2 separate regions of the Homo sapiens genome follow, and region 2 is linked to region 1. Evidence: chromatin contacts called from ENCODE Hi-C or POLR2A ChIA-PET data. All regions are on one chromosome and are shown on one strand. The core of a region is the stretch at or near the end of the contact, and the rest is flanking DNA. Distances in the headings are between cores, read along the strand shown. Region 1 has its middle 24 kb from the start of MKLN1-AS. Region 2 has its middle 110 kb from the start of MKLN1-AS.

The links. Hi-C counts contacts between places; a loop is a spot of excess contacts on that map. ChIA-PET counts read pairs that join two places held with the same protein, here RNA polymerase II (POLR2A). Pooled maps may share reads with other maps.
Region 2: a map of dorsolateral prefrontal cortex shows a loop between it and region 1 (4-fold over the local background). The contact joins two enhancer-like sites. A Hi-C loop is called at or near these places in 2 of 168 maps with a recorded cell type or tissue (dorsolateral prefrontal cortex and posterior vena cava) and 5 of 50 pooled maps. POLR2A ChIA-PET finds 5 or more read pairs at or near these places in 3 of 52 experiments (H1, SK-N-SH and endothelial cell of umbilical vein).

What each region holds. Positions count from the first base shown.
Region 1 is chr7:131,301,061-131,306,243 of GRCh38, reverse strand. It overlaps a transcript of MKLN1 not described here. Among named protein-coding and RNA genes, the nearest start is that of MKLN1-AS, 24 kb to the left of the region's middle. Within about 2 kb of position 2,908, at least 8 of the 41 ENCODE cell types and tissues checked have a DNase peak (open chromatin) inside an H3K27ac peak, as active enhancers do; they include dorsolateral prefrontal cortex, where a contact is called at or near this core.
Region 2 is chr7:131,216,646-131,221,828 of GRCh38, reverse strand. It overlaps a transcript of MKLN1 not described here. Among named protein-coding and RNA genes, the nearest start is that of MKLN1-AS, 110 kb to the left of the region's middle. RefSeq lists a silencer at 593-793 and an enhancer at 2,677-2,746. Within about 2 kb of position 2,093, at least 16 of the 41 ENCODE cell types and tissues checked have a DNase peak (open chromatin) inside an H3K27ac peak, as active enhancers do; they include dorsolateral prefrontal cortex, where a contact is called at or near this core.

The sequences.
Region 1 (5,183 bases), core at 1,659-4,158:
CTATAAAGAACTACCTGAGACTGAGTAATTTATGAAGAAAGGAGGTTTAATTGACTCACAGTTTCACATGGCTGGGGAGGCCTCAGGAAACGTAATCATGGTGGAAGGTGAAGGAGAAGCAAGCACCTTCTTCACAAGGTGGCAGGAGGGAGAGAGCAAGGGGGGATGTGCCACACTTTTAAACCATCAGCTCTCCTGAGAACTCACTATCATGTGAACAGAATAGGGGAAATCCACCCTCATGATCCAGTTACCTCCCACCAGGTCCTTTCCCTGACACGTGGGGATTATAATTTGAGATGAGATCTGGGTGGGGACACAGAGCCAAACCATATCACTCTCCAATGCCTTTCAGTATGCGTCTCCATATTAAATATTTCCCTGAGAGAGAGAATAACTCATTGTGTTTGGTTTGTCGCTATCCACTCTCTTTTCCTTGCAACATATATTTATGGAAAGGCTGTGATGTGCCAGGGGTAAGCAGACAGGCCATACAAGCGCCCTACTTCATACAGCTAATATTCTGGTGGGGCAAAATAAAATATAACAAATAAGTCCACCAGATAATTTTAGTCTGTGCTATGTAGAGACTAAACCAGGGTAATTTTTAGATTGGATGGTAAAGAAAGCTTCTCTAAGAAGGTAATACTTAAACTAGTACAGTGATGAAGAGTCACCCCCACAAAGCCTGAACAGAAAGAATTCTAGGCAGAGACTGGGACCTTGACTGATACAATGACTTATCCAAGGAAATAGAGCTAATCAGTGACAGACCCAGAATATTTTTGGTTCAAAAGCCCATCCTGTTGGATTGCATCACATTTCTTCCCAAATAAGTTGCTATATGGGAACTAAGTAAACTCTATAGTACTGTTCAAATTGTCAAATAATAATATTACTAAAGGCCACCAAAGTTAACAAAGCAAAACAAACACAGCTGAGTTTATTTTTCAGGCAAAGGAACACACCAGTTGGCTGAGGGCAAAAAGCATGTGTTTTTAATTGTTAGGAAGGGGTTTCATGGTTGCTATGCTATTTAAGGTTGAGTCTGTTCATGCTTCTATAACAAAGTAACTGAGACTGGGTAACACATAAAGAATAGAGATTCATTTCTCACAGTTCTGGTGGTTGGAAGTCCACAATCAAGGCGCCCGCAGGTTCAGTGTCTGGTGAGGGCCCAGTCTCCCTGCTTCCAAGATGACGCCTTGTTGCTGCATCCTCCAGAGGGGACGGATGGCTGTGTCCTCATATGGTGGAAAGGATGGAAGGGCAAAAAGGGGGCCTGCCTAGCTCCTTCCAGCCCTTTTATAAGGTTACTAATCCCATTCATGAGGACAGAGCATCATTCCCTAACCACCTCCTAAAGGCCTCAACTCCTAACGCTGTTGCATTGGGAATTTTTCAAGATCAATTTTGGAGGGGACACAAACATTCAAACCACAGCAAAGGATGAAAAACAAACACTCCAAATAGGCCAGAGTAAATCCATAGCTCTCTATGTGATTGGTTAAAACAAGACCTATATTTCATGGGAAAAAATTCTTCAGATAGGTCCTATAAGGGTTTTCCTTCAGCTTACCAGGATCACTCAAAATTCATGTTTTCTTTAACAGTGCTAACTGTTAAAGGGCAGTTGAAGCACAACACAGAATTCAATGCGCTATCCCATAGGCAAGCTCTGCTGTAAATAAAAGCATTTCCTTTTATGATATTATTATGCAACAGATGAAGAAACTAATATCCAAATATGTTAGCTGCCATGCCTAAGGTCATTTATACAACCAGGCTGTTTACACATCTCAATCTAGAACCCAAGTCCCCAATTCTCAACCACTTTCCAAATGTAATTTTTTGTTTTATTTTGTTTTTAGAGACAGAGTCTCACTCTGTTGCCAAGACTGGAGTACAGCAGTGGCATGATCATAACTCACTGCAACCTTGAATTCCTAGGCTCAGGTGATCCTATCTCTTCAGCCTCCTGAGTAGCTAGGACTACAGGCATGGGCCACTTCCTCCAGCTAATTTATTTTTTTGTAGAGTCAGGGTCTTCCTATGTTGCCCAGGCTGGTCTCAAACTCCTGGCCTCAAGAGATCCTCCCGCCTCAGCCTTCCAAAGTGCTAGGATTACTGGCATGAGTCACTGTGCCTGGTCTTCCTAATGTACTTCAGGGGACATTTTTGAGGCCTATACCTATATTGTACACATACAGCACATAGTAGGCACTCAAGAAATATTTTTTAAATTGAATCTCCTAGTTCCTCCTGAATTTCTTCTCACTAGTGTATTATTATGTTTAAATAAATAAAAGGAGTTTGCTTAGGGATCATCTATAAATCAGAAGACTAGAAAGAATTAAAGGCATGGGGCTGTTGGCCAGTTTTTTTGGTCCGTAAATATAGAAAATCACAATGGGGATATAAGAGTGAACTTGCCTCAAAATAATTCACATTGAACACTTCTCATATGAGGAAGTTACATGCATTATCTCAATTAATTTTCATAACAGCCCCACAAGTAAACTGAGACTCTTAGAGGTTGAGACTCACCAAATTCATGCATCCTTTATATCATACAATTCTCAAGTGCGTGCATTCCTAACATCACCCCAGGATTCAGAAGTCCAAGAGATGGAATCTCTGATACTTTCCTAAAACAAATGGTTCTGCCTCAATCTTATTTCTGCTCTCTCATGGTTCCGGTATTAACTCATTACAACTTTGTCATTGTTTGAGATTATTTCTTCAAGCATAACCTTGCCAAAACGAACAAACAAAAAGCAAAGAATACCAGGGTTCTGTTTGTTGAGTAAGGGGATATCCCTTTTATTTTCCAGGAGAAAGTAATTTCAGTCCTGCCCCAATGGGCCCTTTGCCCAAGACACAGGTGAACACTGAGGCTGGCTTCAGGTATGAAGCTAAGGTCTGTCTTCTCCCAGGAGGTGGCAGCAACAGCAGCTGCAGCCTCCGCCTGCTGCAGAAATCAGACAGAATTCATCCGTTTTCCTATTGGCATCCAAACCAAGAAACTCCTGGTTCCAAAGACCACTTCATCCCTTCCTTGGTTTGCAGAGCTTAGTTGGAGCTGGGGCATTGGGAGTTCAGGAGCTGGCAATAATTCCTCTTTATAAGTGCTTAGTTTTTTTTGTAAACACTTTGGTCTGGGCTGTGACCTTGAAACATGTATGAAGGAGGTTCAGGAAGTCTCTGGCCAGGGAAAAAGAGCTTCAGAAAGAAACAGTAGCTGAAACACATCCACACAAGCATAAATCTAGAGACCCCAGCGCACAGTTTGGTACCACACAAACGATACAGATTGTAGACCTGGCCTCTCAGCGACCAGCCAGCTGACCTTCTCATTGAACCTGTCAAACCATAATTTCCTCATCCACCCAGTGTGGACTAGGTCATCTTGAAGCACCTGCTAATTCTTAAATTATAAGTTACTGCACTTTTATTTTCTGGACTAATGGTTGGCCTTCACCCTTTCAGAATTTTAAAAAATCTCAGACACAACAAAGCACTACTGGTTCCAAGTTAATCCCGGTTGAGCACATATCCTGGTTTGGCAAACACTGCCAGCTGCATAGAAGGCGGGCAGGAATCCCAGGAAATGTCTGAACACCACTCAGCTATGGATGAACTGTCAACTGCTGGGGGTTGCTTTGCAAATTACCACATCTAAACGAAGCTGACAAAATGATATTTCAGAAAAGCAATTAACACTGATGCCTAGTGTATTTGGAACCAAACAGCCTTTTGGGAAGAGTGAAATTGGCTCAGAAAAAGAGTACCCCAGCGCTCCAGGTAGAAATGTTAAGTCAAGATCTTCCACACTTTTCTCCCATCACCACAAGTCAGATCGTCAGCCTGGTCTTTGTGAAGGAGACGGAAGTAGTTCCTTTCATTTTCCCCCTGCTTCCACTTGGATTGGTTAAACTTTCATCCATTTATTTAGTGAACATCTATAGGTCACCTCCCATGAGTCAGGGGCTGGGCGTACACCTGGTTATTGAGGAGCTCACAATGGAGTAGTCAGATGCTAAATGAATTAATATACATGGAGCATTCAGAAAGGGTTGGAATGTAAAATATAATAGAGGCGATAGAAATAGTATTATCTCCATAAGGCCACAGGCCAAATACCACACTTCCTAATGAACGCTATCCCTGTAGCACAATCATCTAGAAAGAATCCCATCCTCCTACAGGTATTGGCCCCTGTGGCATTGTCAATTAAACTTTTCCTATTTCACATGAAAGTTGTCATATCAGAATCCCTTCCCAGATTGGGAGTTTTGGTTCCGGAAGGCCACTCTAAATGGAAATATTGCACATGTTACCTGGCATCAAAGGATGGGGCTGGTGGGATAGCTTCTATCTCCACCTCTTCCCCTTGAAAATATCAGCACAGGTGATGGGCAGGTTAAATAAGTTTCAGTGTTACTGCAATAGAGAGAACTGGGGAATGACAGAGGTAGGAGAGCCTGGTGATAGCAAATCCTAGATAACTTCACTCCTGAAAAGAACCATATTCTGGAAGTTTGGAGAGCAGGTCAGAGGGCAAGAAAACACAGGGCTGTCCTACGTGACAAGGAATGAACTGAGCTATAGACCATAACAAACAAGCAGAAAAGAAGCAAACCATTTCTCCAGGTTCCCTGGACTGATTTCAGATTAGTCTGAAAAGGACAATTGACGTTTGCCTTCCAAGAGACACTAGATGCCCTCATAATGTTAAAATCAAGTTCAGTATTTCTCGAACATAATTTTTTAATAGAGACCTTTCTTATGTTGATGACTTCTTTTCTTCCTGCAGAGTTCCAAATAAGCCTCAAGAGGATCTCTTTCTTCCCACAGCTCCACATGCAATTCACAGCTATGCCAGTTACTACATGTATAGCACAAAGGTCGAGAACCTCTGGCCTTTGGCTGAGTTTCATCCAACTGAATGTTTAGTTCACTGATGTCATAGCCCCCAAAATAATCAGTGTTATAATGGGATTCTCTGGTGAACATATTTATAGTGAAGCCTCTGAGCAGCAGTTCTCTCCCTTGGCTTCACATGGGGAACTTTTAAAAATCCTCACCCCACATCCCAAACCAATTACATATTAGGGGTGGGGCCTAGGGATCAACTTTTCTTTTATCTACCATAGGTATCAACATTTTTGTACGTTCCTCAA
Region 2 (5,183 bases), core at 844-3,343, 84 kb after region 1:
TGGCAAGAGGCCGGGCATGGTGACTCATACCTGTAATCCCAGCACTTCGGGAGGCTAAGGTGGGTGGATCACCTAAGGTCAGGAGCTCGAGACCAGCCTGGTCAACATGGTGAAACCCCACCTCTACTAAAAATACAAAAAAAAAAAAAAAAAATTAGCCGGGTGTGGTGGCACACACCTGTAATCCCAGCTACTCAGGAGGCTGAGGCAGGAGAATCATCCAAACCAGAAGACGGAGGTTGCAGTGAGCCTAAATCATGCCACTGCCCTCCAGCGTGGGTGATGGAGCCAGACTTCGGTCTTTAAAAAAAAAAAAAAAAAAAAAAGTGGCATGATCAAATCTCCAGAATGGAAACCTCAGTTGGTTCCATGATTCACCCAGTCTAAGGAGGTCTTCCATTGGCTCTGTCCTGCACTTACCCTCTCAGCATACTGGCATGAGGAGGTTGGAAGATGCCTGGACACCTTTCTCCTCCAGCACTAGGCAGGGCACCTCTGCTCTACTCTGCTTCTTGGCCATGTGCACGCCCAGGGCCATGAACCAACAATGGGGAGCTCCACCCAGGGCTTGGACCAGAAATGGGCATCCCTCAATTCAAACCCCGCAGGCCCTTTCCAGGCTCCATGTCTGTACTGTCACCAAGTGTTGCAACTCAACCTGTCCATCACGCATACTGTGCACCAAGCCAGGGTTACAGAACACAAGGAAAAGCTATTCTTGAGAAAGGTAGGAAAAGCAGATAAAGGTTTGCTGCAAAATCACTGATATGAGGCAGATGGATTAACATGGGAGAAAAGGTATACAAATTGACTTCATATGCATGAAACTACCCACACAGGGTTGACAAGAATTGCATGCCAGGTTCTGGACAGAAATACAGGTATTTCATAGTGCATTCATAGAATATATTACATAATATGTTATATAATATCATTAATTAAATATAAGCATTAATCAGGCTGCACTTTGGCCCACTTCCTTGTTGCTAAAAGTCACTAGATACTGAAGATTTGTACCCTCTCTGTTCCTCCAGACGGGATATCTGACGTCAGAATCAATCATAAGGCTTTTGTTTAAGGATCACTTAAGATGTTTTTTAGACCTCTAATTCTAGCAACCAATTTGAAGACCCCCCACAGAGGAAGAGGATCAGCATGAGCGAATAGCTGCTTCATCTCCCTGTCCCATGATGTCACGCTACACTCTTCTACCAACTGATGACCTCCACACTGGCCCACTCCAAAACCCTTAATAACCCTAACTCCAAATTCCTCCTGGAGATGTGTTTGAGTTTTTCTCCCATCTCCTTGTTCAGTGACCCTATGATTAAACCTCTTTCTCTGCTCCAACCAGGTGTCTCGGTATATTGACTTGCGTGGGCATTGGGCAATGAACCTATTACGGTTACATGTATACAAGGGCCTTCAGAATGAAGATCCAGCTTCCCAATGAGATACAGAAGCTTTGATACCGTCTTGAGGTTACAGAAAAAAATGGGGGCTTGATCCTTATAAAACAGGTTATGGGAGTGGGGAGAAAGAGAATTCTGTTGAGGGGCAATAAATGATTACTAGGGAGAATGATAGGATGGGGACTAGAAATTAACTTGTAAATAGTTTTCATTGGAATAATAAATGAGTGGAAAGACAGGCACTATCTTGTGAAAGGGTCTGTTCATGTGTGGTTACATTCTTGGTCTTCCAAAGAGGGAAAGAAAACAATTGTTCTCCTTGGTAAGACTGATCTCAGGCAGATAAAGGAACTTCAATTTCTTTGGTAGAGATTGGAGGTGAGGGGGGAAGGTCGGAAGGTCAGAGAGACCTTGAGGATTCCTCAGTGCGGCATGTCAGTGCGCCATATTGTGGGATGTTGGTTTCTGAGCCCCACCATAGAGAAACTAGCAGGTGGCAGGAAGAAGGAAGGATCACGTAAGAGGAAACCAAACACACAAGGAAAAAAGTAAAAAGCTGAAGTAAGTATGAGGAAACTTTTTTTGTCTCTCTATTTTTGGCCAAGTGAAAAAAACAAACACAAGAGAATAAACCCAGTGACTAGAATCAGACACAGCCAGTGGAGGGAGGGAACAAAAGCGAGCTGCAGAATTGCAAATCCATGCTAATTACCTCACCCTTCCTCCTGTGCTGGGCTGAACCCAGGGCCCGACAGCCATTTGTACCATGGCCTAATAATGATTTCATTTCACAGACTTCCTCCCACTTTTTTTTTTTCCTTACAAAGTCCATCACAATTCTGTTTTGGGAAGTAGAAACAGTATCTATCTTTAGACAAGTTAAATGCCAAAAGAACTCAGATAAGCATATCTGAGAAGTAAAGAATAGTTGGTGTGACCAGGACAAATTTCAAATCACAAATATTCGAAATTCTTCTCTGTGCCTTGGAGAGAGAAGTGCCTTTGTTTGCTGAATTGGCTCACAGAACGACTTGGCCTTTGTCCTGTTGTGTAGGACACAGGATGGGGCACAGAAACCAAGGGGAGGCAAAATATTTATCAAGTGCCTACTATTATATCAGGCATTCTGCAAGATGTTAGAAATGCCTCTGCCCTCTGGATGCTAACACTATTTTTTTTTTTAACATTTTTAAAATTGTGGTAAAAAATACCCAAAATATAAAATTTGCCATCTTAACCACTTTTAAGTCTACTGTGCATTTGTGTTAAGTGTGTTCACATTGTTGGACCATCAATCTCCAAAATTTTCCATCTTGCAAAACTGAAGCTTTGTACCCATTAAACAACTCTCATTTCTCCTTCCTCCCCCAGCTTCTGGCAACCACCATTCTGCTTTCTGTTCCTAAGAATTGACCATTCTAGATACTTCACATGAGTGTAATCACACTCATAAATTAGTCTCATAAATGAGTCTGAAAGACAGGCACTATCTTGTGAAAGGGTCTGTTCATCTGTGGTTACATTCTTGGTCTTCCGGAGAGGGGAAGAAAATGCTTGTTCTCCTTGGTAAGACTGATCTCAGGCAGATAAAGGAACTTCAATTTCTTTGGTAGAGGTCGGGGGTCGGGGGGAAGGTTGGAAGGTCAGAGAGACCTTGAGGTATTTGTCTTGTTGTGACTGGCTTATTTCACTCGGCATCATGTTCCCAAGGTTCATCCATGTTGTAGCCTGTGTCAGAATTTCCTTTCTTTTTAAGACTGAATAATAATCCATTGTATGCACATACCACATTTTATTTATCCACTGGGAACCACCTATACAAAAATTACGACAGTGAAGGAAATGTAGCATAACTAACTACATCTTGTTTTAACCTCACAGGCTAACTTGCTCATTCCAAGCTAATTATGGGAGGAATTTAGTTCATAGTTTAACTTCAAAACAAAGACGATGATACTTCTTTCCTGAACTAACCCCCTCTACTTGCTCAGGGACCAAAACCACTTTCATATAACTAACGTAAGTCCACAAGGTTAGAATTGTGACAGAGGTCTGAATTCTGCTAAGATATACACATAATTAAACTCTAATCAGTCATTGTTTTATAACTTGCCTTTAAAAACTACTTACTACTCAGGAGTCATGTAGCGAATGGTAACAAGATTTATAACTTTTCCAATTGCCCCTATGGATAACATCATTATTGTAAAACCTAAGAATGGTATTTGAGATATTTTTCAGACCTTGTATTCCGTATGAACCAACTGGCACCACTCAGACCCATAACCTGCACCCGAGAACTGACTCAGTGCAAGAAAACACTTTCAAGCCCCTATGATTTCATCCCAACCCAACCAATCAGCATTCCCCATTCCCTAGCTCCTGCCTGCCAAACTATCCTGGAAAAACCCTAGCCCTCACATTCTTGGGGAGGCGGATTTGAGAATTATCTCCTGTCCTTCCATTTGGCTGGCCCCACATTTATTAAACTCTTTCTTTGCTGCAGAACCTGCTAGTTTTGCATTGACTTTTCTGGGCAGCAGGCAAGAAGAACCCGGTTGGGCGATTACACATTAATCTGTCATTGGACACTTAGGTTGCTTCCACCTCTTGGCTATTGTGCATAATGCTGCTATGAACACAGGGGTACAAGTATTTCTTCAAACTAACACTCTTTTAAGGAGCCTATCCCATCATATTTTGTTTTGTTTTGTTTTTTGAGACAGAGTTTCACTCTTTCGCCCAGGCTGGAGTGCCATGGCACGATCTCGGCTCACTGCAACGCCTGCCTCTCGGGTTCAAGCAATTTGCCTGCCTCAGCCTCCTGAGTAGCCGGGATTACAGGTGCCCACAACCACACCTGGTTAATTTTTGTATTTTTAGTAGAGACAGGGTTTCACCATGTTGGCCAGGCTGGTCTCGAACTCCTGACCTCAGGTGATCTGCCTGCCTCAGCCTCCCAAACTGTTGGGATTACAGGCGTGAGCCACTGTGCCCAAGCTATCCCATCATATTTGGATGATTTATTTGCCCAACAATCGGCCCAACTGGATTTTTAGTTGCACAGGGATCTGTTTTATTTATCTTTGTATCCCCATTTCCTGTACTGTGTAAGCACATAGTAGGAACTCAATACATATTTGTATTTGTTGAAAAAAATAATTTATTTTTATACTTCTTAGTCACTACTGTTGCAGCTGGCTGTTTTACATATTTTAATAAATAAGTTTTGCAATTTTAATGAATGCTATTTTGATTATATTTATATACTAAGCTAGTTTATATAAGGGGATTCATATAAAAAATATCTAAATCTCAATCAAAATTCACTTTCTAGATGAAATGCCATCGACAATTCCTTCTCACTTATTTTGCTTAAAATCAACTATCATGGTTCTTATTCCTGTCTTTTTAGCCTCTCATTTCCTCAAGCCATGGTACTGCATAGATCCTGAGGGCACTCAATAGGGGGTCTCCTCAGTTCATGGGACATCTTGTTGAATAAAGCCAGGTATGGGCCCAGAGTTTGGTTTGAGTTATTTTCGTGAGGAGGCACAGGATGAAAAAGGCACAGCCCTATCATTGGAGGAACTCACAGTCCTGTGGCTGTCTGGTTAGTAAGAGGCCTCAGTTTTTTCGGGTGCAGAAAATAGTATTTATCTCCATTCCCATTACCCAGGTGACAGACACAGACACAAGTATAGTGTTTACCAAGCACAAGGACCTGAAAGACATTGTAGAAATTGAGTAGCATTGTGTTTGGTGATAATT